7 separate regions of the Homo sapiens genome follow, and all the other regions are linked to region 4. A link is a loop called in an ENCODE intact Hi-C map of the cell type or tissue named here. Cell type or tissue: A673. All regions are shown on one strand. Region 1 overlaps GRM7-AS3 (GRM7 antisense RNA 3). Region 2 has its middle 260 kb from the start of GRM7-AS1. Region 3 overlaps SSUH2 (ssu-2 homolog). Region 4 overlaps LMCD1-AS1 (LMCD1 antisense RNA 1). Region 5 overlaps LMCD1-AS1 (LMCD1 antisense RNA 1). Region 6 overlaps LMCD1-AS1 (LMCD1 antisense RNA 1). Region 7 has its middle 390 kb from the start of LMCD1-AS1.

What was found. Hi-C counts contacts between places; a loop is a spot of excess contacts. Peaks named below come from ENCODE experiments on the same cell type or tissue, not always from the same donor. Only the 100,000 strongest peaks of a DNase experiment are listed, where the experiment ranks them.
Region 1: a loop joins it to region 4, with 5 times the contacts of the local background. A loop is called at or near these places in 5 of 110 quality-filtered maps.
Region 2: it touches region 4 in a loop (5-fold over the local background); 8 of 110 quality-filtered maps call a loop at or near these places.
Region 3: it touches region 4 in a loop (9-fold over the local background); 3 of 110 quality-filtered maps call a loop at or near these places.
Region 5: a loop joins it to region 4, with 9 times the contacts of the local background. A loop is called at or near these places in 65 of 110 quality-filtered maps.
Region 6: a loop joins it to region 4, with 7 times the contacts of the local background. A loop is called at or near these places in 65 of 110 quality-filtered maps.
Region 7: a loop joins it to region 4, with 5 times the contacts of the local background. A loop is called at or near these places in 18 of 110 quality-filtered maps.

What each region holds. Positions count from the first base shown.
Region 1 is chr3:6,797,787-6,801,786 of GRCh38, forward strand. All of the region lies in intron 1 of GRM7-AS3 (GRM7 antisense RNA 3), which reads right to left. Among named protein-coding and RNA genes, the nearest start is that of GRM7-AS3, 5.7 kb to the right of the region's middle. In A673, CTCF peaks have their summits at 1,708 (motif pointing left) and 1,909; no DNase peak of the experiment used is centred here.
Region 2 is chr3:7,798,179-7,802,178 of GRCh38, forward strand. No RefSeq gene overlaps it. Among named protein-coding and RNA genes, the nearest start is that of GRM7-AS1, 260 kb to the left of the region's middle. In A673, a CTCF peak has its summit at 2,384 (motif pointing right); a DNase peak (open chromatin) is centred at 2,383.
Region 3 is chr3:8,620,905-8,624,904 of GRCh38, forward strand. It overlaps SSUH2 (ssu-2 homolog), which reads right to left. Exons shown (of 12, transcript NM_001256748.3): 11 at 2,645-2,752. Among named protein-coding and RNA genes, the nearest start is that of SSUH2, 22 kb to the right of the region's middle. RefSeq lists an enhancer at 1,946-2,566 and silencers at 1,999-2,293, 2,383-2,762. In A673, CTCF peaks have their summits at 2,194 (motif pointing left) and 2,399; a DNase peak (open chromatin) is centred at 2,187.
Region 4 is chr3:8,415,893-8,419,892 of GRCh38, forward strand. All of the region lies in intron 3 of LMCD1-AS1 (LMCD1 antisense RNA 1), which reads right to left. Among named protein-coding and RNA genes, the nearest start is that of LMCD1-AS1, 84 kb to the right of the region's middle. In A673, CTCF peaks have their summits at 1,686 (motif pointing left) and 1,886; DNase peaks (open chromatin) are centred at 1,289 and 1,679; H3K27ac peaks cover 3,576 bases.
Region 5 is chr3:8,310,027-8,314,026 of GRCh38, forward strand. All of the region lies in intron 3 of LMCD1-AS1 (LMCD1 antisense RNA 1), which reads right to left. Among named protein-coding and RNA genes, the nearest start is that of LMCD1-AS1, 190 kb to the right of the region's middle. In A673, no CTCF peak of the experiment used is centred here; a DNase peak (open chromatin) is centred at 1,545; H3K27ac peaks cover 4,000 bases.
Region 6 is chr3:8,322,802-8,326,801 of GRCh38, forward strand. All of the region lies in intron 3 of LMCD1-AS1 (LMCD1 antisense RNA 1), which reads right to left. Among named protein-coding and RNA genes, the nearest start is that of LMCD1-AS1, 180 kb to the right of the region's middle. In A673, a CTCF peak has its summit at 2,140; a DNase peak (open chromatin) is centred at 2,150; H3K27ac peaks cover 2,147 bases.
Region 7 is chr3:8,109,737-8,113,736 of GRCh38, forward strand. No RefSeq gene overlaps it. Among named protein-coding and RNA genes, the nearest start is that of LMCD1-AS1, 390 kb to the right of the region's middle. RefSeq lists an enhancer at 3,875-4,000. In A673, a CTCF peak has its summit at 1,670 (motif pointing left); a DNase peak (open chromatin) is centred at 1,645.

The DNA of each region.
Region 1 (4,000 bases), 1.6 Mb before region 4:
AGTTCCCAAACCTGTCTTGTTGAAAAGTAGGGCCCCACCCCCAATGGTTCTGATGGAGATGATATTCTGACCCCACTCTGAAGTATAATGAGAAGAGGATCTTGCTTAGTGTCCTGAGTAGTATCAGAACATAAGCGATGGACAAAGAAAGAGGAACCCAGAAAGAAGACTATAAATAAGCAACTGGAGGTACTGAAGGAAAACCGGGAGAAAAAAACATTACAAATTCTATAAGAAAATAGCGGGTACAAGAGTGGTGAACAGGGTCAAAGTGTTGAGAGATAAAGTAAAGATAAAGGCTAAAAACACCCACTGGATGTAACAAAAAGGAGGTCATCACAAAGTTGGCAGGAACAATTTTGGTAGAATTATGTGGGCTGCAGCCAGATTGCAGTGGGCTGAGGGTTGAATATGAGATGAGGATAAAGAGACAAGAAGCAGAGGCAAAATGTTATAAAAGAAGTTCGGACTAGAAGGGCAGGAAGTTGCTGCAGCAGAATGTGGACTGAAGGGTGAGATGTTTTTAGGAGGGAAACAACTTGAGTGAATGTGGTATCTCATACCTGACGTGCTGCATCCCTAATTTCATTTTAAAGTTTTTTTAAACAGATTCATTGAAGTGTAATCTATATATTATAAAATTCATCTTTTTAAAGTATACAGTTGATTTTTTTTTTTTTTTTTTTGAGACGGAGTCTCACTGTGTCACCCAGGCTGGAGTGCAGTGGTGCAATCTCAGCTCACTGCAATCTCCTCCTCCCGAGTTCAAGCAATTCTCCTGCCTCAGCCTCCCAAGTAGCTGGGATTACAGGCTACTTGTATTTTTAGTACAGACGGGGTTTCACCATATTGGCCAGGCTGGTCTCGAACTCCTGACCTTGTGATCCACCCACCTCGACCTCCCAAAGTGCTGGGATTACAGTGCTGTGCCCGGCAATTCAATGGTTTTTAATAAAATTACAGAGTGTACAAGCATCACCACAATCTAGTATTAAAACATTTTCATTGCTCCATATTCCATATACCCGTTTACTGTTAATCCACATTCTTACACTCTGCCCCAGGCACATACACATGCATTGTTGGTCTCTACAGATTTACCTATTCTAGACATTTCATAGAAGCCATACAACGTGTGTGTTCTTTTGTGTCTGGGTTCTTTTGTGTCAGAGTTCTTTTGCTTAGTATATTGCTGGAGAGGTTCCCTCCTGTTGTAACATATATCAGTGGTTTATTCCTTTTTTATTGCTGCATTGTATTCCATTTTATGGATAGAGCGCATTTTCTGTATCCATTCATCAGCTGATGGACATCTGGATAACGTCCCCTTTTTGACCATCATTCGTGAATGATAGTGCTATGAATATTCACATGAAAATCTTTATGTAAGCATAGGTTTTCATGGCTCCAGGGTAGTTATCTAGGAGTCTGATTGCTGGGTTGTATGTTAAGTTTGGGTTGAACTTTCTAAGAAATGGTCCAACGTCTTTCTAACGTGGCTGCAATATTTTACATTCACACTCTTTCATCCCTGCCCTAATAAGCACATATTCACTTACTTTTATACCTGCATTCATTGAAAAAAAAAAAAAAAGAACTGTCCCCTCTTGGATAGTGGGGAGCAAAGTAAGGTGCTGCTTTGGGTTCTGTGCATTATGGTTAGGCCAAAAATGATGGAAATATGAATTAGCATCAGCCTGCCCCCTAGTGGTGGTCCAGACTGCTGTGCAGTCAACCTAAATCCATGGGGCCAAACTTCTAAGCGATCTACTCTTTCCTTCACTCACTCTTGTCACTCTACCTCCGTCTTTTCTGGCAAAGACCAAACAGTGGGCAACGAGTTTAAGTATGCTCAAACAAATTTAGAAAGTGTATAGTGAGGTGCAGTGGTTCACCAGTATCAAACCGTCTACCAGTCATGTCTACCAGAGATATGGACACTTACTCTCATGTGTTTAAGGATCAGCTGCTGGGGGACTTGGGCAAAGTTACTGAACTTCATGTAACCTCAGTTGTTTCTTTATCTCTACAATGAGGATTATGATAACACCAGGCTTAGTTATACTGCAGTGATTCAATGAAATTTCATATGTAAAGCACCTAACATAGTTAAACCTAGAGTTGGCATTCAAGAAAAAGTAAGTATTCAAATTTTATGATAATAAAAGTGGTCACGAGTGTAGTCAAATGCTACAATGACATTCTATTCATATAATTATTTTTTATCTGTTCTCATTTACTTATATCCTATGTTTATGCTCTCTATTTAAAATTGAAATGTCTTTGAATTTAGAACTACAGTTGACTGTATTTATTTGACAGTCTACAGTGTACTGTAGACAATTTATTTGATATTGATAAGAATCACAAAAGTAACAACAATACTATCCTTCATTATTTTATAGTAACAATATATCAGGACATTTGCTAAAATCTCCCTGTATGTAAAATTTAATGCAGAAAACATTTTTATAAGGTAGGTAAAGATCTCAGTCTGTGTTGGAGAAAATATTTCAGCCACATCTTTCTCGCTGCACCCATTTTCACTACCTGTTGTGCTGCCACTGCCAATGGAAATGACAATATCAATTACAGCTGGTTGATAATTGAGAAGTATAGAGACTAGAAAAGTGTGTGTGATGTGGCTCAGATCTGGATTCTCATGATCTTTTGTTGCTCTTTTGTCAAAGAGAAAAAGTAAGACCAGAAATGACCTGAGTTTGATGATTACTGCGGTTTGCAATTCAGCAATTCAAGATAGTTGCACTCTCCTTCCCAATCCACCCTAACACCTGCTTCCTTTTCCCCATTAATAGCTAAAGTTTTCTCCCCGAAATAGTCAAAGGTTCATTGGAAATTTTATCCATGTAAAGTAAGTACATAGGCCTTCCTTTGTTTTTCTCTTAACAATGCTGCAGACTATGTTTGTTTGGAATCTGTTCTCTGATGGCAGTTGTTAAGTTATTCATTTTAATGGGTGTTTTATAACTTTAAAAGGAAAATTGTTTCCAGGGAAGAGAGCATGCCTCTAATACAGAAATCAGGTATTTAGGGGGAAGAACAATCTAATAAAACACTTTGGACAGCCCGTGATAGTGTTCAGACACACAGTTCTAGAAGAGAAATAAGAAAGCATTTCTTTGGCCAAATGTGATCTGAACCATCCGGGTTTTTGCCTCACATACTGTAAGAGACATTTATTCTCTTCACTATTCAATTATTTTGCCAGCGAGATGTGGGAATTAAAGTAGCAGCAATCATGATAACATGTGTGAAGCATCAAAATACTTTGCACTGAGCAGACAGAGATGCCAATTGTATTTTCAGCTTGGGTTTACATATGGAAAATATTGTTATTATTTCCTTCAATGTCATCAGTTTTTAATGGCTCCTATTCCATCCAATTTTTAAGCTGTAAATATAGTCTAGTATTTGAAAAGAAAATCTAAGTAGTTCTAATGCCAGAGGCTGGAACTAGTTTGCCAGCAAAATTCATCTTTAGTTTACATGTATTTGGATGCTTGATTATATGTCCCCAAATCCAGTCATAATTTAGCCCAGAATTTTAGACTAACAGAACGCAAGTGTAGATACATTTGTTTGTCTCATGCAGTTTAAAAAAAAAAATCTGTGAGCAAGCCTTTAAATATCAAGAGATTCCACAATCTTTATTTGGGCTTCTCTTCATGAATAAAAGATTTTAAAATGCTTTCTTATCCCTGAGTAGGACACCGGACAGATAATGCATACTTACACTCTACTATTTGATATTTGTCCAAGACCTCCTAAACACCTTTGATTTTTGCTTAATATTACTCGATATTTAATCTACTGAAATATTTTAGTCCGTCTTTTTTTTTTTCCCCTGTAGAAAATTGAGTCTAAATTTAAAGTGGCCTTTCTAATGCAATCTGAGCCAAAAGGTATAATTCACTTTAAAGTAATTTGGGGGCAAGCTTAGAAGTGTGTAGGCAGTAGGGCAAACATTTATTTAATTTCC
Region 2 (4,000 bases), 620 kb before region 4:
TCATTTTTTCTGCAGCTTTGCAAAAATGTGGAAACAGCCCAAATACCTGTCAGTAGGCAAATGGATAAACAGAACTTACAATGGTCAGTAATAATTATAGAGAAGGAGTGTCCAATCTTTTGGCTTCTCTGGGCCACACTGGAAGAAGAATTGTCTTGGACCACACAGAAAATACACTAACACTAACAATAGCTGATGAGCTAAATAAAGAAAAACGTCACATAAAATCTCAATGTTTTAAGAAAGTTTACAAATTTGTGTTGGGCTGCATTCAAAGCCATCCTGGGCTGCACGCAGCCCATGGGTTATGGGTTGCGCAAGCTGGTTCTAGACATTTAAACAGATTTGGAGTAAAAAAAGCAAATTATGGAAAGATACACACATTATGACACGATCTATGTGAGCCAAAATAAACACAGAATAATGTCATCAATTATGTACTCTAAACATGAACTGGAAAAATATACAACAATACTAATACAGGGGCTGTTTCAGGGGAACGTGAGAGGGAATCAGGATTGGAAACAGTAATTAAACAAAACTTTAGTTTATCTTTCATAGTCTTCTCTTTTGGATTATCTATCTTCTATATCATTTTTGTAATTAAAAAAACTATAACCGTAGAAATTATACATAGACTTATGTATTTTAAAAAACAGGAAGTGATTGGCTAACTACCAACAAAGATTAATTCCAAATAGCAGAATTATGAATGTCATCTTCTGTTTTGTACTTTTTAGATTTCTTTTCCAACAATTAAAATGATCCGTCCCTGACCAATAAATGTAATTAAAATTCTAAAACACAGAGCCTAGCTAGAGGTCAGTGAGGGAGAATAATTTGAGCAGAACATCATTGAGGGAGTTTTAGAAGAGGGGGTCAAAAAGATTTGGTGCTTGTTCACAAAAGCCTCTAAATTCAAGGTTAAGAAGTTTGGACTTCATCTTGTACCCACTGGGAATCATTACTTGTTTCGGAGCTGGAGACCGTCATGGATCAAAAGGATAAATCAATATCCATTCTTCACCACTACTTCTCAAAGTATATCTTTTCACCATCATTTCCAAATTGATAGAACTCTAAGGGTTTTTAGATGTTGGGTAGAAACTTAAGAGACACATTCTCTTCTCTCCAGGGGTGTTACTGTGTAAGGAAGGATTTGGACACTTAAGACCTGTAAAAAACACGTGAAGAGCTGCTCTCTTCCTCTCTTCACTCCCCTTTACACCATAGCATGAACATCCCTAAAAAGCACTTGAAAATGATGCCTTTTCAACTCTAAGTAGCAACATGTTCATCCATTAGCAAGCAAAAGTGTTATTGCATTTCTTTCATCTCTACAGCCTCCCAGGTCCTGCTTTTCAAAGTAGAAGTGAGTAATAAACCTGTGGTGAAAGGAACAAAACACTTATGAACGGAGTGACTAAAAAGAAAAAAAAAAAAAAGTGATTATCCTTCCTAAAAACCCAGGGTGTTGCCGAATTAAGGGACACTGACCAGTAAACAGCCATGAGACAGATTTAGTAGATTTCCGGAATCTAGCATGTGTGTATAATTTAGTACAAAAGCACATCATGAAGAAAAATAGTCTAGTGGAATGGGTTAAATTTGAAATGTCATCAACTAGAAGGAAAGGTCAGCAAACTGTTTTTCAAACCTAAAAAAAAAAAAACCCAGCCTCATCCTTGACTCCCTCTTCTGTGTCTCTTTCAAATTTCGGCTCACGATAGTTTAACAAAACAACAACAAAAACAACCACAAAAAACAGCAAAACAAAACAAACGGCCCAAAGGGAAATAAATCTAACTGATATAAAATTGAAAAAACACAAGTGACAAGAGCCAGGGAAGACAGGACGTCATCATTTAGTAAAGCATCCACTAACTGCTTGACCACACTCCAGCAATTTCCATAACTCATGATTTTCAATATTCATACTTGTCATTGTTCATTTTTCTTACATCACATGCATTGTGTGCCAGCTACAAGCCCAGCCTGTTCTGTGCACTAGGGGATCAGTAGAAAACAAAATCCCTGTGATCTGTGCTCACAAAGCTTGCATTCTTGCATTCTAGCAGGCATAAAAGAGAAAAAAGAGAAGTAAATACACAGCATTCTGGCTAACTCGTTTCAGAGGTGAGGAGACCATATCCCTGAGTAACTTGCTCAAAGTTACTTGCTCAGTAATTTGCCCAAAGTTTCATGAGTAAGCAGCCTAGAAGTGACCACAATAGGCTACCACAAAGATACTTCCCAGAGGTTACTGTTTTCTACTTCTTTATTATAGAGTATTATCTATACAGGATGAGCCTCTGTCTTTTAAAAAGAAAATCACATTGTTGGAGGAGCTAATGTGCAGCTTATTTTCTGAACCTGAGTGAAATACAAAATATTGTCACTAGAGGGCAAGTTGACATATGCTTTATTTATTTTACTGAAAGAAAAGATAGTGCTACATTTTGGGAAACAAAGCCTTTGAATCAGCTTATATTTATTACATGATTCTCATCTTGGTTAAAACTACATGCAGAACAGTGACGGGTAAGTAGTACTTTTACAAAGTAGTGTCCAAATTTTAGACATTAAATTACGATGTGTAGCCCCTTTTTACCAAAATCACAGGTGCATTTGTTCCTCACACTTAATTTTCATGATAAGGACTATCTCGCATTAGGCTTGATAGAAATAGAATTTTTGTCATCCTCCTCCTTGTCTGCCTCGGGAATGGCCACTGTTCTTTCAAGATTCAGTTCCCTCTCCTCTTCCAAGCCTTTCCTTTCCTGTCTCTTCTTTCCCAGAGGATCTTGCCATCTCTCACTGGCCATGTGCACTGTGAGCAGGCTTCAATCAGAGCACCATCAAGATTTTCCTAATATCCCCCAGTGAGTGAGCCTCTACCTGGCCTAGGCACTTGTTGCCTGTTGACTCTTCTCATCTTCACCATCACCTGCAATGGGGAAATTATTACTTCCCCACTGGAGTAAAGAGAAGCCCAGAGTGGCTAAAAGCTGAAGCCAGGGCATAGAGCTACTAGCATGACCCTTGGTTACCAGATGTTTTTATTAAACTGTGTGCTCCCTAAGAATAGGGATCATCTTTCTAGGGTCTAGCATTTTGCCTCAAGAAAAGGGAACCTGCTCTATAAATGTAAGAGTAAACAGATGCTGTAAGACAACTCAAAATCTCTACCTCTCAAAGTTGGGGGAGAAAATGACATGATTTGTGAGAAGTATCTGGTTGCATGATAGGCATATAGTAGGCATAATAAATTCTTATCATGACATGTTGTTGGTCTTACAATAGATGTCATGTGTTAACATAAGTTCAAATTCAAATTTTCCTCCATGGCACGGCAAGATCTGACGCCTATCTAAATCTCCAACCCTGTCTCTCTTGCCTGACTCCAACTCCCAGGCCACACTGGCCACTTTCCTGCTCCTCAAAGGTGCCAAGCTGGTTCCTGCCTCAGGGCCTTAGCACTTGCTATTCCCTTGGCCTATGTAACTATTTTCCAGGCCTCCATGGACATCACTTCACATCCTTTAAGTCTCATTTCAGCTTTTACCTCCTCAAAGATACCTTTACTGGCTACTCTTAAGTGTTCCTTCACCACTCCTTCCCTATCTCAACCTCTTGTTTCCTTCCTTCATCACACTAAGTACAGTCTGTGACCCTTTCATCCATCTGTTTACTTACTTTGTCTCTCATTCCCTCGGCTAGAAGGTTCATCAGGGTCGGGTCCCTGTCCGCTCACAGGCACCATTACAGGCTCAGCGCCTGGCACACAGCAAGCTAACCACAAAATATTTTGGTTGAAATTATGGATGGATGTGTGGATAAAGGAACAAAGAATTAGGATAAAATGCTAAAAATCTGAATGCTCAAAAGTAAAAGGGAGCCTGAAGGAAAAAAAACAAATGAGTTGCTAGGATATGATTGGGAGACACACACAGGCTTTGGAATCAAACACACACTGAGTTTAAGGCTCAGCACTGATACC
Region 3 (4,000 bases), 210 kb after region 4:
CTCATTCCCTCCCACAGGGAGATGCTAAGTCCCTCATTCTCCAGCCCCTTCTCTGAGCAGTTACTCAATAACTTTCTGCAATATGAGGCCCTGAACAGAAAACAGCAGCCCACCTTGGGAGCAAACATTAGGCTCCCATCTGTACTGGCTTCTGGTGCTGTTTTGTTACTGGCAACTACACTTCGTAGTTGACATAAGAATGTTGCTCCTGATCATCTAAGCCAAGCTTTCTTGTGGACTTCCTGTGGGCCGGGCTCTGTGCAAAAACCCCTAAGTTCTTCTGCACAAGATGTTCCCCTGTCCCAGACTCAGATGTGGGGACCCAAACCCAGGGACAGGTGGCATGATTGGCCCAGGGTCAGGCCCTCTTTACTTGCAGGGAATTCTTCCTGTTGGGAAAAGAACCCCAAGTCCTCTTGCTGTAGTTGATAGCTTGAAGACCCTAGGGAAGAGGTAAACCAGGCCGGGTGGGGGGCTGAGGCTGAAGCCATCTGGCTGCTTCGACTTCTCTCTCCATTTCAGAAAAACTGCCCTGGCCATCCCTGGAGATCTGGGCAGTGGGGGTGTATTTTGAGAGGCAGGCCCCTGTTCTGTCAGAGGAGAGGCCAGGGGGCAGCATGACATTGCAGAAGGAAGAGGGGAATCAGAGTCAGGGCACAAAATTTCCACACAGCTTTCCATGTGATCTTGTGCTCCAGTTCTCTAGACCTCAGTTTCCTCATCTGTGAAATGGGAATAAAAACTCTTATTTCACAGAGTTGTTGAGACAACCAGATAAGACCCCGGTGACTGAGTTTTCTTCATATGCCAGAAACTGGAATCCAAATGACAATTTCGGAAATAAAAGTTGGAAGATGCCTCTTGAAATTTCAGTGCAAAGGACCCCAAATAGGGACTAAAGGGCACAAGGAGATGGGAGTCAATGTCAGTGCTCAGAAGGCCTGGACACTGAAGTCAGGACCACTCTTGTTTCCAGATTTTTCTATTAAGATCCAATGGAGAGCATGGCAATACCAGCCCCCCCACAACCCCCGCAATCCCCCTGCCTCTATCTGCTTCTGGCTCAAAAAGTCTCGAAGTTTGAGGCCACAAATTGCTCAAGACATCAATTGCCATCAAGTGGTCATCACGTAATTGGCTGTTTATCTGTCTGTGCAGCTGAGCCCCTGCAATAAGCAGATTCCAGGTCTCAGAGTCATGGCCATGGCTGGGAGATGGAATTTAGCCAGCTATGTCCTCATGGCTGGATTTCGGCTCTAACTTCTCCATCTTGAGTAAAATATTAGCATGAATCTTTGTTACAGCTCTAGGACCAAAGGCAAAATTAGAAAAAAGATTCAGAGAAGTGACCTCCACTCCCATTATACTCCTTTTTAAAGAAAAATGTGTATTTGCCCCCTGGTTTACCCTTCCTGGCTCCCGGAATGGCTGTATTGGCAGAGGCAGGGCCTCAGGAGACCTGAGTTCTAGTCCTGGACCTGCCACCAACAAACTGTGTGACTTAGGACAGGTAACTTCCCCTCCTTGGGCCTCAGTTTTCCCAGCTGCCAAAATATTGAAAAACTACAAGTTTTCATCTAAAAATCTGGACTTCAGACAGTCTGGAAACACTGGGTCTTGTGCCTACAGAAAGCTGAGTGTCGACAGGCCCCTTTGAATGACGCTCTGTCACCCTCCTTACTGCCTGGCCCTGGTAGGCATGTAAGTTTGCAGTGCCTGAACTGCATGATTTCTCAGCCCCCTTCCAGCTCCAAGATGATCCGTATTCATGTAGATAAAAATGCATCTTCTCTCTCCTACAAATCAGGGAGATGTGCAGACAGAGACAGAGAAGGGGAAATGCCCATTGCAAAGGACAGAAAGGGACATTTTGAGCACCGGGTGCCAAACACATTTCGAGGGTTTTGCTGCAAAACCCTCTGAGGTGCTTTAGTGTCTTTTTTCGCAGGTGAGAGACTGGCTTTGAAGGAGGGAAGTGGCTGGCCCAGGATCATGTTGGGATGCAGGAAACGCAGGATCTCAGCCCAGTCTGCAAGGTTCCTGTCCCGGCTGCTGTCCCACTTCATGCAGCTCCAGCAAAGCACATTATCAGGCCAACCTCCCACGTTAGGGTCCCCTGGCTGGCTGCAGCAGCAGCAGAAGGGGCTACTCAGGGCTGCTCCTGGGGATGTAGCAGCCACCACCGCCACCTTGTGGCCATCAGGATACAGCGGCCAAAACCACAGAGGCCAGGAGAAGACAGGGCTGGGGGTTGGGAAGTGCCAGGGGCCTCAGGGGCAAGACACTGGGCTCCAGCCAGGCCTGTGACGTTCAATCCCCACCTTTTTCTTCCCCTATCTGAACACCAGGGAGTCAGAATCAAAAATCCCATGACACCACATTCGTGCTTAAAACCCTGCAATCGCTTCTGGGAATAAAAATGCAAACTTCTCCTGCGACCCACGGTCCTTCCTGCCTCTGCGTCTTACTTGCCCTGCTCCATGCCCTGGGGCCTTAGGTCAGGCCCTACCCCTTCCCACACTCCTCCCCCGGGACCTCCCTCACCTCTACGTCCTCATCCTTCCGCTCCGACGTTCTCAGGAAAGAGGGCTCAGCAGCCCAGGAAGAGACGTCAGAGCCAGATGGCCCCTCCGCCCTGGCTCACCTGCTGCAGGACGCGGGCACGGGAGGCCAAGGCAGCGCTGTGCTCTGCAATGCCCCTCTGGGAGGCAAGAGAGATGTCTCGCAGAGGGAAGTCCACGATGGGGTACACCTGGGGGAAAGAGAGAGAGACACAGACCACCTGGCTGCCGCACCTGGAGCCTTGGAAGTCACTGGGGCTGACTAGAGCCAGAGCCAGAGCCAGACAGAGAAGGGGGCTGAGAGAGGGACCCACGGTGTGGTCTCAGGAATTTCAAAAACAGGAAAACAGGGGGCCTGCAGTCAGAGAGAGAACGCTATCACCTGCAGCCCACTGGATACCCCAGCTGCGTGCCTCCTGTGTGCCGGGCACCGCGCTAGGTGCAGGACAAGGCAGTGACCATGGCTGGTGTGGTCCCCGTCAGTGTGGACTCGTGGGGTCTGTACACGTGTAGCGGGAAAGGAACTCAGATTCATTTCTCATGTACACATTCAAACCGCCCTCTAAGGGTCAGGCACTGTCTGTGAGCTGAGGATACAAAATGAACCACAAATAAGCCCAGGCGCTTGCACTCAACCTACAGAAAGTCCGGGCACTGGGGCATCTCCTCGGTCCCCAAAGCCCCCAGATCCCCTTCTGCCAGGCTTGAAAGCCTTCCACATATTAAGGGCAAGCATAGCCCTCCCCTGGGGCTCCCTGTTCTGCCCCTCATTGTGGAACTGTGGCTCCTTCCTCCACCCTCCTCCTAAGTGTCCACCTGGGCCCAGTGCTGCTGTGGACGCTGAGGGTGAGACGGTGGTCAGAGCTCAGCACCAGGCAGGGTCAGCTCACAGAGCTGCCAGCAGCCAGTGACGCCTAGGGATGGTCCTCAGTCTGAGCTGAGCCCAGGGGGAAATCCCTAACTCAAATGGAAGAGTGGGGTGCAGGGCTTCTGGTGGGGGGATGCCTGAGGTGAGCCTTTAAAAAGCCAAATTACTGGAGCAAAGAAAGGAGGCTGACACACCTCCCTATAGTTTGAGGACCCCCATCAGAAGTCCCATTGAAGCCAATCTCTCTGCCAAGGCCAACGGCAGAGTGAGAAAACCTTTTCTGCTAAGAACCAAATAGTAAATACTTCAGGCTTTCAGACTATGTAGTCTGTCATTATCCAGCTCTGTCCCACCATCAGGAAAGCGGCCATAGACAACCTGTCAGAAAATGCGTGGGGCTGTGTTCCAATAAAGCTTTATCGACAAAGGCAGGCAGTGGGCTGGGTGTGCCAACTCCTGGCCCGCAGGACCCTCTCCTCTGGCTGAAGGTACCTCTCACTTCTGAGCTCCTAGCTCTGCCCTGCTCACTGCCCTCTGCCAGTCCTCAAGGCCTCTGCCCCACTGTCCCCTC
Region 4 (4,000 bases):
GAGAGATTTATTTTTTCAGCCCTTGAAGAAAGAGGACTGGCCTCTTCGACCAGTAAATAGGGCAGAAGTGATGATATGCCAGCCCTGGGCCTGGGCTTTTAGAAGACCGGCAGCTTCTATCTTGGTCTCTTGGAAGCCAACACCCAAGTGAGAACTGCAAAAACTCCAAGACTGTCCTGCTGTGAAAAGCCCAAGCCATGTGAGAAGACTCTGGGGATGTGACACCATGTAGAAAAGAAAGAGACCAAGAAGCATCAGGGTGTCTGACATGTAAAGGAAGACCCATCTTGAAAGCGAATCCTCCAGCCTCAGCTGCCCTCATGAATGCTAAGTGAACCAAAACAAACCACTCAGCTGAGCCTTTCCCAAATTCCTAATGCCAACAAAATTGTCAGCAATATAGGCAGGCTGTTAAAAACTATTGAGTTTGGGAATCATCTGTTATGAAGCTCTAGATGATTGGAGTATGACTGACCATGATTGGCCTATGAGAGGTTCTTTTCTTGCATATGACAAGTTTGATCCCACATCAGGGCCTTTCCATGTGCTTTTCCCTGGGATGCTCTTCTCCTAGGTGTTTTCCTGCCTAGATCCTTCTAATCATTCAGGTTGAGGATCAAACCCCTCTAGCTTGGAAAGGCCTTCTCTGACCACCCTATGTAAAGTGGGTGCATGTGAACACATGCCCTTAAGCCACCCTTTGGAAATTTCATTACTTGTTCATATGTTTACTAGTTGATAATGAAAGGAAATGCAGCTTTGCCTTCTCTATGTGTGGCCTTATTTCAATCACCCAGAACACTGTATGGCACACACAAGATATTCAGGAAATATTTGTTGGCCAAATTCATAGATAAATAATATATTTATCAAACACAAGGGAAAAAAGGAGATATAAGCATAAGTTGCCAGAATATTTGAGGAAACAAAATAGAACTCTGTCTTAGTCTGTTTGTGTTGCTATAAAGGAATATATGAGGCTGGGTAATGTGGAGAAAAAAAGGTTTATTTGGCTCATGATTCTGATGGCTGGAAAGTTCAAGATTGGGCGTCTGCATCTGGTGAGGGCCTCAGGCTGCCTCCACTCATGGCAGAAAGGGAAGGGGAGCTGGTGTGTGCAGAGATCACATGGGCAGAGGGACAGCAAAAGAGAAAGGAGGCGCAAGGCTCTTTTTAACAACCTGCTTTTCAGGGAACCCATAGAACAAGAACTCACTACCATGAGGACAGCTCCTAGCCATCCATGAGGGATCCGCCCCCATGACCAAACCCCTCCCACCAAGCCCCACCTCCAACGCTGGGGATCAAATTTCATCATGAGGGTTGGGAGGAAGAACATTCAAACTATAGCAATCTCCGAGAGGAAAAAGTTATAAATTGTGATAAGATTATGTTGTAATAAAGCAAATAAAAGCTTTTATCCCTCATTTACCTGGTTCTTGAGGTTCTTAAGTTTCCAAACTAAGAATCTAAAGGAATGTTTTAAAATTTTCCTTCCTGATTCTCCAGAGTAAAGACCTCAGACATTAAAATATCATTTACAACAGACATTATTATACAGCAACGCTTCTCGCTTAAATGCAACCCGTTCTTCTCACCTCAGGACTCAAATTTAAAAGGTATACTAAGGTGCTAATTTGTTAAGCTAAAACCCCGAAATCAAAGCTATTACCACAGTGCCACCTTGTGGCTAATGCTGATTCTGCACTTTTTTATTTTTTAGTTTTTTTGAGACAGGGTCTCACTGTCATCCAGGCTGGAGTGCAGTGGCTCAATCATAGCTCATTGCATCCTTGAACTCTGGGTTCAAGCAATCCTCTCACCTCAGCCTCCTGAGTAGCTGGAACTACAGGCACATACACCACACCTGGATAATTTTCTTTTCTGTTTTTGTTTCCTTCTTTTTTTTTTTTTTTTTTTTTGAGACAGAGTTTCGCTCTTGTTACCCAGGCTGGAGTGCAAGCAATCTCGGCTCACCTCAACCTCCACCTCCCAAGTTCAAGTTATTCTCCTGCCTCAGCCTCCCGAGTAGCTGGGATTACAGGCATGTACCACCATGCCTGTCTGATTTTTTTTTTTTTTTTTTTTTTTAGTAGAGATGAGGTTTCTCCATGTTGGTCAGGCTGGTCTTGAACTCCCAGCCTCAGATGATATGCCCGCCTTGGCCTCCCAAAGTGCTGGGATTACAGGCATGAGCCACCATGCCCGGCCTTGTTTTCTTTTTTTATAGATCAGGGTCTCAAACTCCTGGCCTCAAGCAATCCTCTTGCCTCTGCCTCCCAATGTGCTTGGATTATAGGCGTGAGCCACTGCACCGAGCAACATATTTTTCTTTTAAAACCAACTGGGAATGAATATAACTTTATATAACACCAGGTTATATAAAGTGTTTGGTGCGCATGATCTTACGTGAGATGTGGTCATTCTGAGGTCAGTAGTGTCATCCCTATGTTATGGAGATTAGGAGAGAGAAAAGGACTGTGACAAATACTTACTGATACCCAATGTGTGCTGTGTTATGCAAGGGCTTTTGAATAGCTTCTGTCTCTTAATACTTGAAATTATACTGGGATTTTGATACTATCCTCCTTTTTGTACATAAGCACATTTGTGCATGATAATGTTACGTGTCTTGTCATACATCTAGTAAATGAAGATTGGTCCCAGTAATACTGACCCCTGGAGCTGTTTTCAATCTATGGTATAGCATTGCCTCTCCCACAAAGTTAAACTTCTTCACCAAGTTTGACAAGCCTGTCAATTTGAGACAAAACTCAAACCCCAGACTTCTGGCTCTAATGTTCATTCATTCAACAAACACTCACTGAGCTCTGATATGGTTTGGATCTATGTTCCCACCAAATCTCATCTCAAACCGTAATCCCTAATGTTGAAGGTGGGGCCTGGTGGGAGGTAACTGGGTCGTGATGGTGAATTTCACATGAGTGGTTTAGCGTCCCTCCCTCGGAACTGCCCTCATGTTAGTGAGTTCTCACAAGATCTGTTTATTTAAAAGTGTGTGGCACCTCCCCACTCTTTTGCTCCTTCTCCAGCCATGTGATGCGGCTGCTCCCCCTTTGCCTTCCACTATGATTGTGAGTTTCCTGAGGCCTCCCCGGAAGCCAAGCAGATGCCAGCATCGTGCTTCGTGTACAGCCTGAAGAACCACGAACCAATTAAATCTCTTTTCTTTATAAGTTACCCAGTCTCTGGCATTTCTTTATAGCAATGCAAGAATGGACTGATACAAGCTCCTACTGCATGCAGAGACTGTGCTGGACACCAAGGATATGCCAGCAAACTGTCTATCATTATGTTCTTTCTATAGCCTTAGAAAACCAAGTATCACCCATGTCTTTCAAAGTTTGGCCCACATATCAAAATCCAGTAAGCTCTAGGAAATTCTGGATGATGTGTTCATTCATTCACTCATTCATTCAATAGTCATTAAAAACCTGGAAAAAAGCCTACTGTGGGCAAAAGCAGAGGTGGTTCCTGGCATCATGGAAATTATATCCTGGTCGAGGAGAAAGACATTAATCAAGTAATCACAATAAAATGCAAAATTCCCATACGGTCAACACAATACAACTCTCCTAATTAAATGCTCTTATGTACCACACAAAAGCATGTGATTGGGAGAGTTGACCAGTTCAGGAGGTCAGCTCACACGCCCCTGAAGAAGTGATGACGGGCCAATAGGACAAGTAGGAGTTAGGAAGGAAAAGGGGGAAGGAAAGAATTCCAGGCAGAGGGTTCTGAGGTGCAAAGGCCCTGAGACACTTGTGAGAGATGATATGTGTATGATCCTAAAACTAAAATCCTTTCCCAGGGCTTCTGCCTTACATTAGAAAATGGAAATACATTCTCAGCACTTCAGCTGCTGCTCCAATGTGCTCAGAATCTTTAGGAACCTAAAAACTTGGAACAACTCCTAAATGCCCACCTTGTGACCATGAACTATTAAAAAGAGCCTCAAATATGTGTGGTAGTTTTACTT
Region 5 (4,000 bases), 110 kb before region 4:
CAATGGAACACTATTCAGCCTTAAAATTGAAGGAGATCCTGCCATTTGTGACAAAATGGATTAATCTAGAGGACATTCTACTAAGTGAAATAAGCCAGACACAGAAAGACAAACACTGCATGCATGATCTCACTTACGTGTGGAATGCAAAGAAGTTGAAGTCTTAGAAACAAGGAGTAAAAAAGTGGTTGCTAAAAGCTAGAGGGTGGGGAAAATGAGAGGATTTTGGTCAAATGTACAAACTCTCAATTATAAAATGAACCCGTTCTGGAGATCTAATGTGCAACATAGTAGCTATAATTAATAATAATGTATCGTATACTTCAAATTTGCTAAAAGACTAAATATTAAGCATTCTCATCACACAATACACACACACAATGGTAACTATAAGAGGTAATGGATATGTTAATTAGCTTGATTGTGAAAATCACTTCATAAGATATACATATATCAAACCATCATGTGGTACACCTTAATTATACACAATTTTTGTGTGTCAATTATACCTGAATAAAGCTGAGAAAAATGCCTGTTAAGACGGGGGAAATTTACATTTCAAGAAATCATAGAAAAATACTATCATGACTTAAGAATTTCTCAGTTGGAAGTGAGCGTTAACACTTCAGGCCATTAATTGGCTACTGCTGGTATAGACAGGAGTTTATTAAACATTTAGAATGGAATAAACCACTAAACTAGAAAATTTGTTGGTTTGAAAAAACAAAAAAGGAAAGAAAGAAAGTAAGCCAAGTAATAATATCAGCACCACTGTATGAAGGATAAAACTGAGGTCAAGCCAATCAACTCACTTCCTTGTCCAAGGCTAGGTAAATTCAGCTGATTTTACTTCCTAAATTTCTCTGGATTCCATATATTTCTCTCCATCTCCATGGAAATCAACCACATCCAATCATCATTTCTCTTCCAGCCCTCTTGTACCCCTTCCAGACCACCCATCGGTACCCAAATGTCAGCCTTGTAGTCTTTCAGAACCCAAGTCTGATCATAACTATCCAACCTATAACCTTCAATGGCCTCCCTGGATATATCTAACCTGATAGGAAAGCCCCCGCCTGTCTCCACCCATCTCCCACCTTCCCCCCACCACTCTCCAGAACTCTCTGACCTTCTTTCTGCTCCTAATGGGGGCAATTCCCTTCCACATCAGGGCATCAGCATATACTTCTTCTTTTTCTGGAATGTTCTGTTCTTTCTTTTCACCTAACAAACTTTTCTCTTCCTTCTGCTGTCAGTACTGATGTCACTTGTTCCTCCTTCTTCACTATCCCACAGCATGATCTAGATCAAGTCCTCCTGCTCTAGGCTCTCACGGCCCCTATACCTTTCCTTCATGGCACTTACCATAATTTCTAACTACTGTATATATTGTTGACTTTATATTTTTAATGTCTGTCTTTGCCACCCTTCCTCTAAAATATAAATTTCGTAATAGTAAGTCTATAGTTATTGCGCATAACATTACACAATACCCTGGCAGATAGCAGGCACTCAATAAATATTTATGGGAGGAAGGAGAAAAAGAATAAAGGAAGAAATGGAAGGAAGGAAGGAAGGAAGGAAGGAAGGAAGGAAGGAAAACTATGATTAATAGGCAAAATATAAAAAACAGAACTATCATTGATAGTGGTAGCCTTAAAGAAAATTCCCCTTTTCTCTCCCCTTGGACAAGAACTCCCAGACCTTCTTCCCATATTAAACCATCGACTCATCTAATCTATCATGTAAGCAATAGTTGTTTGGAATCTGCTACACACACAAAAGAAAATGAATTAGAAATCAATAGAGCTTGTGACCTTTAAAGGAAATGACATTTTGCAGAATGTATCTGTGGCATGTTGACTACACAATGGTTCTCGGGCAGCATGCGCACCTCCAGAGACATATTTAAGGTTTTCTTTCTCAATGTCTGCCTCCACTCAGACTGTGGTTGGGTTTTCCTCGCACGGAAACATTGAGTTTAGGACCCATTCTTCCTGCAGACAGAGAAGGTCTTTGGAAATGGTGCTGCCTCTTGGCAGGGAGGCAGCGGTAGAGGGAAGAGTAAGGAACAGTGCTAAAAGGGATTGGGAGACAGTAAAGACTGGCTCCCTCTGGAAATATTTGGAGAAGAGCAGTGGCAGCAAAGGGGATTACTTTCTCTCTCTTTTTATTGATGTTTTCTCTGGTCAAAAATGGGGAGAACACAGAACCCTGGCATCTCCCAGAGCTGCACAGGTAAGTATGAGTCTCAACAAAATGGGTGCTTTAGATTGGCTTGGCATTCTGGGCTAAATCTCATTTGCCCGGCTCCTCTGCCCCCCGGACTTGCCCCTCCCTGTGTTCCCATGTAGGACATTCTGACCTCTATCTCTCAAATGCTGCAGACTTGTAAATTCCCACTTGTAATTGTAAATTTTAATTTTAAACATCAGTCTAGCTGTTGCTATAAAGCAATTTTTTTGTGAGATTTCCATTTAAATTGGTAGACTTTCAGCAAAGTAGATTACCCTCAATAATGTAGGTAGGCCTCATCCAATTTAAGGTGGTGTGAAAGGCAGAATTCCACATTCCTTGGGGAATCTCAGTCTTTTCTCTAAAGACCTTTAAGTCTGTCTTTAGACGAGGGCTACAACATCAGTTCTCCCTGGATCTCCAGCCTGCAGCCTGCCTTGCAGATTTCAGACTTTCCAGCTTCCACAATCATGTGAGCCAATTCTTTAATATAATTTCCTCTCTTTTTCTCTCTATGTCTACATATACTATTGGTTCTATTTCTGTGGAGATCCCTGACTAATATACCACTCCTCCTTCTCCTGATCACAAATGCACAGCTTTGGGTCTGGCCTCCTGAGCCTGCTAGGACCATTTGATTAATTACATCTGGCTACATTATTGGATATGAACTGAGTGGGAGATTACTCTTCCCAGAAGAGACACACTGTAACTAACATCTACAAGTATATTCATAGACTGATACCAAACTATCATACTCCCAGACAACCAAGAACAAGCATCAGCATGTCCATTTTTAAAATAAGGAAAGTAAGACCAAGGGAGGTAAATGGTATGCCCAAACTTACATGTCTAATAAGTGTCAGTGAGGACACAACCCCCCGTGTGTTTTTTCTCAGTTCTGGCTCATTTCTGGATGCTGTATTGCTCTTCCTGGAGCCAGGATCTTGACATTCAAGAGTCGAATTGCTGGGACCCTGAGACCTAGTGTCGGACAGAGGGAGAAGCTGCAAAATGTGGCAGAAAGAACTTGAATTTCAATTGAGTCAGATTGGGTGAAGCATCCCACCTGTGCTGCTAACTCCCTGTTGGGGCTTGGGCAGTCATTTCATCCCTCTGAGCCTCAGTTTACCCATATTTAAAAGGAGGAGATTGGACTAGACTAGATGACTGATTTCTAGGAGGAATCTCTTTCTATAGCCTTTAAAGTCCTATGATTGGAGAGAAATGGTCAAAAACCAAAAGTAAATGAACCCAAGAGAGGAACAAAGGTTTCTGGTGTGTGTGTGTGTGTGTGTGTGTGTGTGTGTGTGTGTGTGTGTGTGTGTGCTTTGTTTTCATCACTTCTCCTGGCTGCCAGAGTCTGTTTTGAGTTTTTCCACCCTTGACACCCGAGTCTGACACATCTCTCCAGCTCATAATGAGCTTTAATTCAAGTCACTGATCAATAGCAGGAAACAGCAGCCCTGTTTCCCCTGCTTGTTTTCTCTATCTTCAATCTGCCAAGACAGATTAGGCTGTTTCCAAGGTCACTCAATATTCAGGGAGAGAATGGAAAGATATCTGGTAGGCTGTTCGTAGAACAAGGCTGCAAACAGACAAGATGAGAACCCAACTGTGTGTTCCGTGACAGATTCGATTTACATCAAGGTCAAAAAGGGTATGTTTTCTTACTGAGTCTTTCTCTACCTCACAGTCACCGGCTTGTCCATCAGCTGCTGAGTTGGAGGTCTCCCCTAATGGAATACTGACTTATGAGCACAAG
Region 6 (4,000 bases), 93 kb before region 4:
TGTGTACCCACAGTTGATTCTTTTTGATTGCTAGGTAGTTTTTCATTGTATGAGTATAACATCATTTGTTAATGGATATCTGGGTCATTTCTATCCAGGCTATTAGAAATAAAATTGGCATGAGAATGTGGATATAAGTCTTCACATGGACATATGTTCTTATTTTTCTTGTATAAATACCTAGGAATGGAATGACTGGCTCATACAACAGGTGTTTGTTTAACTCTTTTAAAAAACACTGTCAAGCTTTTGCTAAAGTGGCTGTACATTTTATATTCCCACCAGCAGTGTGTGAGAGCTCTGATTCCTGCCATCCTCATCAACACTTGGTGTCGTCAATCTTTTTAATGTTAGCTATTTTAATGGTTCTGTAGTATCATCACCCTATGCCCTATGTTTTTCATTTGCATTTCCCTAAGGAATAATTATTCTGCCCATCTTTTCATGTCCTTATTGCCCATTGGTATATTTCTTTCTGAAATGTCTGCTCAAATATTTAGCCCACTTTTACTGGGATATTTTGCTTCTTCTTATTCGGTTGTACAAGTTCTTTACATTACAGATACATGTTCTTTGTCAGATACATGGTATAAGAAAAGACTTAAGGTCCTTTCTGGTTGTCACATTTTAATATTCTGTGATTTGGGTATAATCCTGAGTATTCAGATACCTGTATTTATAGAGTTAACTAGTGGAATAAATATTTTATTTTTCAAGCAACTATTTGCACTTTATGCAGATGTAATCCAATCAAAATGAATACATAGAATGTAAAGGATTCCAGAGGCCTTTGTTTATTTATTTTGTTTCTTAGGACCACCGTGGTTTAAAATGTAGAGTGTGGCTTTAGCCAATTAACAGCAACTTTTGTCCATTGCCCAGCAGCTGTAGAAGAGATGAGACTTATTCTGAAAAAGGAGAAAAGGCAAAAATCATAAAAAAGGGAATCTTTTCTTATTTAGGGGCCCAAACAAGTACATGCCCCAAAAGGCCAGAGGAGCTACCTGAATAGCCTGATAGGCAAAGAGCATCATGAAGGGGATTTGTGAGAGATCCCAGACATAAAATAAAAGCAGGTCTCCCAGGGAGATCAAATGGATGGGCTCGGTTCCTGGTCAATGTGGCCCCGGGAGCCAGCAAGAACAGAGAGATGGCCAGAAAATGCCAGCATCTCCGGATTCATGCAGCTAAGACCAGTGTCCCTTGGGACACCAGGGCCTGTGATGCCTCTTTAAGTACTGGGACTATGTCCAGCACCATTCTGTAGCTTGAGGCCAAAGAAGGAGCCAAGATAGGAATCCTGCCTCCAAGCAGCTCACACTCTAGGGAAGGCAAATAACTACAAAAGAAGGTGTCGCCTAGGAAAAGAATCCAAGGGCAGCTCAGGGATGTGGTGCAGGTCAGCATGACCCAATCCCTGGACCAACTGGAGGCTTCAGAGCTCAGCACCACTGAGCAGAGTAGAGCAAAGTCCACTCAATCTGTGATGCACCATGGCTTTTCTGCCAACCCATAGCAGATGTCCTTCTTAAGTGGAAGACTCAAAGCAGCAGACTATGAGAAAGACTCAAGGACAGAACCACAAAACACCATGATGCCAGCAATCCTGATGGTATTAGTTAGGGCAGAAAGCCTCACATTTCAGAAAATGAACTTAAACTGCAGAGAGACATAAGCCCCAAGCTGTCTTCCAGTGATTAGGCTGTTTCTTGACATAAAGGTCCTGTCACAAATGAAAGCTTGGCAAATCAAAGGTAGAACCTAAGAAAAGAATGACCCCAAAGAGCCCAGAGTCAGAGATGGTACTTTGCCTCTAGCCACCGCCCTTGACTAAAAGAGTGTGCTTGTCCCAAGCAAGAAGGTCTTTTTTTTTTTTTAAATAATTGCTGTAATTAATTAAACATACACCTAAGTTCACTGTTTGGTAAGACTCCATAAAAAATTGTTTAGATTCTTCTTACACCATTCCTTTATGTGTTTTCCCATTAAAAAATCATATTCAAGTGTTGATAAGGTAAAAATACCTAGATATGTCTGATTGATTGCATCATTTGGAAACAGCAGAATGTATTGAAAGACATCTGGTAGCTCAGAGTCTGCAGTGGTTGAGAGGCTGTGCAGCAACCACACTTCTGAACTGCGCCAGCAGAGGTCCCACTGCTCCTGGGACTCAGACACTGCAGCTCAGTCCACAGTCAGGCCTCAAACACCAAGAATCTCCCCTACACCTGCCTCCAAAAGCCGAATGCCTCTACCACCACTATTGCCAGTAAATGGACTTCGTGCTCTGCTGCTTCCTCTGGTCACTTCACATCAAAATCTCCTCTGTGTGTGCATCTTATTGGTGGGGAGCCTAAGCCATATGACTGCATCCGCAAGAGAGGCTAGGAAAATGTACGACCGGCTCCCACCTTGGGTGGAAAAGAGTCCTATTATGGGAAATTATCCAAACAGAAAGGCTTTTCAGAAAATCCTGTATGTCCACGAAACATAATAAATGATTCTCACTAACGTTCAATTTTTTCTTTCTTTTTTTTTTTTTTTTTTGTCTCTTATCAGAGGTTCAAGTCAAGTTGCAGCCTCAATTGCTGCCAGGAAATGATGGGAAAAAATGAGTCTGAATTTTTGTTGCCAGAGAACAAACCTACACTCATTTTAAAGAGCTTTTGTCTGCTCCACACACAATAATGATTAGCTAACAATCGCTATTGTGTTTTGGAAAGTATGTTGAGACTTGTAAAAAAAAATACTTCTATACTTCTGTGGGAGCAAAACTAAATGTCTGAACAATGATAAATTCATTGGAGGCCACAGAGAGTGGAAAAGTTCCAAAGAATAGCAAAGGCTATTTTTCAGATAATAGCAGGCTGAAAAGAAGGTCATGTTGGCAAGATAAAGACACTTTCATAAAAAAGAAGATCAAAGCAACCTATTGAAAATGAATCTATACTATTCATATCACCAAGATGTCATTTAATTCTCTGGTTTGATTCATGAAATAAAGATTAATGATTTTAAACCAGGAGAGAAGGGTCAAATTGTCAGGGTGGATGGATAGCTGTAATATCAGATAAATTCTGATATTACAGTGAAGTCAGTTCAAAAATACTCAAGTACCGCCCCGCCAGCTGCCCCGTCTGGTAGGGAGGTGGGGGGCAGCCCCCGCCCGGCCAGCCTGTCCGGGAGGGAGGTGGGGGGCGCCTCTGCCCGGCCGCCCCGTCTGGGAGTGGGGGCCCCCTCTGCCCGGCCGCCACCCCGTCTGGGAGGTGTACCCAGCAGCTCATTGAGAACGGGCCATGATGACGACGGCGGTTTTGTCGAGTGGAAGGGGGGGAAGTGTGGGGAAAGGAAAGAGAAATCAGATTGTTGCTGTGTCTGTGTAGAAAGTAGACATGGGAGACCCCATTTTGTTCTGTACTAAGAAAAATTCTTCTGCCTTGGAAAAAAAAAATACTCAAGTAGGTATCTGTCTACATTTATGGAAAATATTACACATTTGAAAAGATATATATAAACATACACACACACCCAAGCAGTAAACTGCTTTGTTTGTGGACAACAGCATCAGTAAAAACATGAGGAAATTAACCCTAACAGGCAAAGGTAGTTGACATTTTTCAACTAACTTTTTCCAGGAAAAAAAAAAATCTCAGACCTTCTTTCTTCTTAACAATACCTCATTACTTAGGATGCTTCAGTGTTACTCAACTGTCTTCATAGTCCAAAAGATATGAAGAAAACCATTTAATATCCAGATTGACTTTACGATTCTACACAGATGCATTTTGTATAAATTCCAAACTATATTTACTGTGTATTATAAATATAAAATATATATTCTTTAGATGAAATATTTAGATGAAACTTTATTTTTTATTTTTAAAAATGGCAATAAGTATAAACAGATATTGGGTACTTGACACATGAAACAGCTACCAAAGTTTATGTTACAATTAAGTTCTTATGTTCTTCAGTGGGGTTATGTGCAAAGGTTCAGACT
Region 7 (4,000 bases), 310 kb before region 4:
CACTTAAAAATATAAGTTGTTGGCCGCTTCCTATAACACATATTTATCTGCCTCATTACTTTTAGATATAGAGAGGCAAGATGATGTAGGGGTTTTGAGCATCGACTCTGGGTTGAAATCCCCAGCTCTGTCACTTACTGGCTGTGTGACCTTGGCACTCTGGACCTTAGTTAGCTCATCTGTAAAGTGAAGGTAATAATAATAGTACCTATCTCATAGAGTTGAGTGAAGATAAAATGAGTTAATTTAAGAAAAGTAATTAGAACAGTGTCTCATATATGGTATTCTAGAAAAGGATCAGGTGATTCTGATGGTAGTGGGCCAGGTAACATACTTGGAGAATGTCTGTCCTAAAATAATGTAGTTTCATTCATTTATTCATATGTTAGGTATTTACCACATCAAATAATGAATATATAGAAGTGAATTCTTGCCTTCACAAAGCTGAGACTCCATCATAGCACAATCATGCAATATTGTCATCCCCACATCCACCCAATTAGTCTGGAAACCTGTGTTTCTTTTCTTCTCTATTTTCTTAATGGGATAATAAGGTATGCTCAGTAAATGCTTAACAATAGAAGTAATGGTAAATTTGTGATCATATAGACATGACCTCAAATACTGGTTATGCAACGGGGATTCAGGGACTCTAAAAATAAATGAAGATTTATAAAACCTGGCCACTCCTGGCAAACTTGTGAGGCTGAACCATCTTCTGGCTCAGACGTTCCCCTTTTCTCTGATCCTCTCTCCAGCCACAATTTACTTTGGAGACGAGGGTCTGATGCACTATCTCAGCAGAGAACCCCCCTGCCCCATGCTAAAATATCTCCTACCTTTCCCCAAATCTGGATAACTTAGCTCTTGCTCTCAGCCAAAGGTATCAGTCCCCAAAATTAACACAGCAAAATGTTGATGATTTGTAACTGTTTACTGTGCGTATGTGCCATTCCAAGAGAAGATGCTCATTAAAGCAGAAGCAATGAATTGCTTTATTGATTGAAATCTAAGCAAATTAATATCTAATAGTAAAGTTTTAGAAAGTATACTCTACTTCAAGGAACTCATTTTTGAATCCCGGACCTTTCCCGGGACTTTTACAGCATGTAGATGAATGTGGTCACTCTCGATAATAGCAACACCCCCCTCCCTCCATGCAGTTGCTAGTGCATTAAATCATACAAAACCTTAAACCTTCCACTTACTAAAACTCTCTGTGGGCTCGGTTCGCTATTCCTGTTTTATAAATAAGGAAACTGGGGTATGTCCGGTTTAAACAATGTGATTACACTCAAAATGCCAGAAAGGGACAGAGTCAGAATCCAAACTCTTATCTTTAGCCTTGAGTTCCAGTCCCCTTCCCACCTCATTATAGCCAATGGGGATAGAGACTACTCGGGGAAAGACTATTATCAACATAATCTGCCCTTTGTCTCGGAAAATCACACTCTCAGTCTGGTGGTTATCGTCATGAATCTAATCATCAGTTCCAGCATGCTGAACATGGCCATGATTGGTAAAATTCACACTGAAGCACAAAAAGGACGTCTGTCATCTCAACCGGAAATACAGTCCGGGTACAGCAAGCTTCCTAATTCAATAGCATTGGACCAGAAAGGCACCCTCTCTTTTCTGTAGCTTCAATGCCCTCCAGTGGGAAGATCTGACATTACACCCCAAAAGGACGGGCTGAATGGGGGCAGTGTTACTCACAGTCCTTTCTTAGAGTGTATGACATAACCCCAACTCATAAGCTACGATGTGCCTGAGAATAACTCAGCCTTATGCATTATTGCCACGATGGGTCACAGTCTCAGATTAAGATGTAGGAGCTTCCTTGCAGCCTCAGGATGCCGAATTATATCATAGATCATTTTGCCCCTTTATTTTGAATTGTGCATGATTCCTACATTTCAGGGGATTGCCTCCTTACACGCACAAACATCACACACACATCATAGAAAGCAACAGCTGGACCTGAAAGTTATCCAGCACAGAGATTGCAAACAGGAAAGACTGGGACTGTGGAAGTGTTTTGCATGCCCTGCACAACGTTTTACTTGTTTATATGCTATTTTTCTAAAATAAATTTAAATGCTTCTAGGTAGATTTGCACTCTCCAGTTGCTCACAGTTTTTACCACTTCATATTGGCTTAGTTTGGTTTCCCCAAAGCCGATTCAAAACAAGGTCTTGTATACAGGAACTTAATTTGGGAGAGTACCTAAGGAGGTAGTGAGGGGGAAGGGAGAGTGACACAGGAGGACAGAAATGCCAATAAAGGGCATGCCAATAATGGGCTGAATCATGTGTGCCCCAAATCTATTTGTTTAAGTCCTAACCCCCAGTACCTCAGCATGTAACTGCATTCGGAAGTAAGACCTTTAAAGAGGTAATTAAGATGAAATGAGGGCATATGAATGGACCCCGAAGCAATATGATGGGTGTCTTTACAAAAAGAGATTAGGATAAAGATGAGTACAGAGAGAACACGGTATGAAGACACAGGGGGAAGGAAGCCATCTACAAGCCAAGGAGAGGCCTCAGAATAAACCAACCCTGCCAACACCTTTATCTCCACTTCCCTCCTCTGGGACTGTGAGACCATCTACTTCCATTGTTTAAGCCTGTAGTACTGTGTTATAACAGCCCTGGCAAGCTCAGACAGGGTATGTGAATGAGGGGCCACTACTGTGGGCAGCTGGGGTTTAGTCCTGCCAAGGGCCCTGAGAAATTTCAGGGACGATACCTCAGAATTATGTCAGCAGAGCAGTGGGAGGCTGGGGCATTTGTCCTGAGACTGGTCCCCCTTGGCGGAGGGCTGGTCCCATCCCTGTAGCATTAACTCCCCTGCATTTCCAGGTTGCCCTGTGAATTAGGGAGTGGGAACACCCACAGGCAGAAAAGCAGGCAGTTGGAGTGAGAAGCATATGGAATGTTAGAGGGAATTGTCCACCTACCCTGCTGGAATCTCAGAGATGGGCCAGGGGACACAGCTGAGTATCCACCGCACCTGCCACACTATTATCTCACAGCTAAATGCTTTGCACATTTCCCAATCACGTGGCTTCTAAGTGACTCACAATAGCAGCCTCTCCATCATAAACACCCATCCCCTGGACTCAAGCGCAACTTTCTTCTTGCTTTTCAGGGCTCGTCCCAAGTGGATCTTTCAGAAAGCCCTTCTCTGACCACAATATAGTGCTAGTGCCACCGCTGCCCACCCCGTGGTGTGCTAGACTCGTCCAACTTAGAATCACCACTACTCCCTGCAAGTGTGTCCATGGTGCTAAACATCCCCAAGTATTTGTATATAGTGCTTTGTACAGGGTGATTTATGTGCATTCATGTGATGGTTCAGAATCTCAACGAGAGGACGATGTTTGCCACTGCTGTACAGAAAAAGGTATGTGACAGCTACCAGCTTATCTTTTACATTGATCAATTTGTCATATCCCCCTTTCAATGGTATGGATTGTTCCTTTAGTATTTGGGCAAAGCCAATGCTAATGACCTTGCATTGAGTGCTGCTTTCAGAGCTACAAGGTGCTTTCATATGCATCGTTTCAGGAGGCCCTCAAACAAGCTGATGAAATAACAGTAGCAAGGCAACACTACCGCACATTATACAAACTTGGAAAACAGAGGCCAGGGCAGTGTGTGATGTGTCCCAAGGTCACCTGACAAGGTTCTGACAGACCCACAGTGAGATCACAGGTCTCCAGTTTCTTGGCTTAGAGGCCTTCAATTTGCAGATTCTGGTAGGAAACATAAAGTCTCCTTTCACAAGCAACATAGGATGATGGAAAAAAAAAAAAAAACAGCATCAAATCTGGCTTCCAGGAACTTCCCCTTGAGAACTTGACTCTTCCATTGGCTAGATCTTCCTCTTTTCATTGAAATTGTTTCGTTATTTGGTGAACAATGGGTTTTCAGCTGCTACCGTGCAATTAAGCTCCTTGCTGATTGAAAAAGAAATTATATGATAGCATACTGGA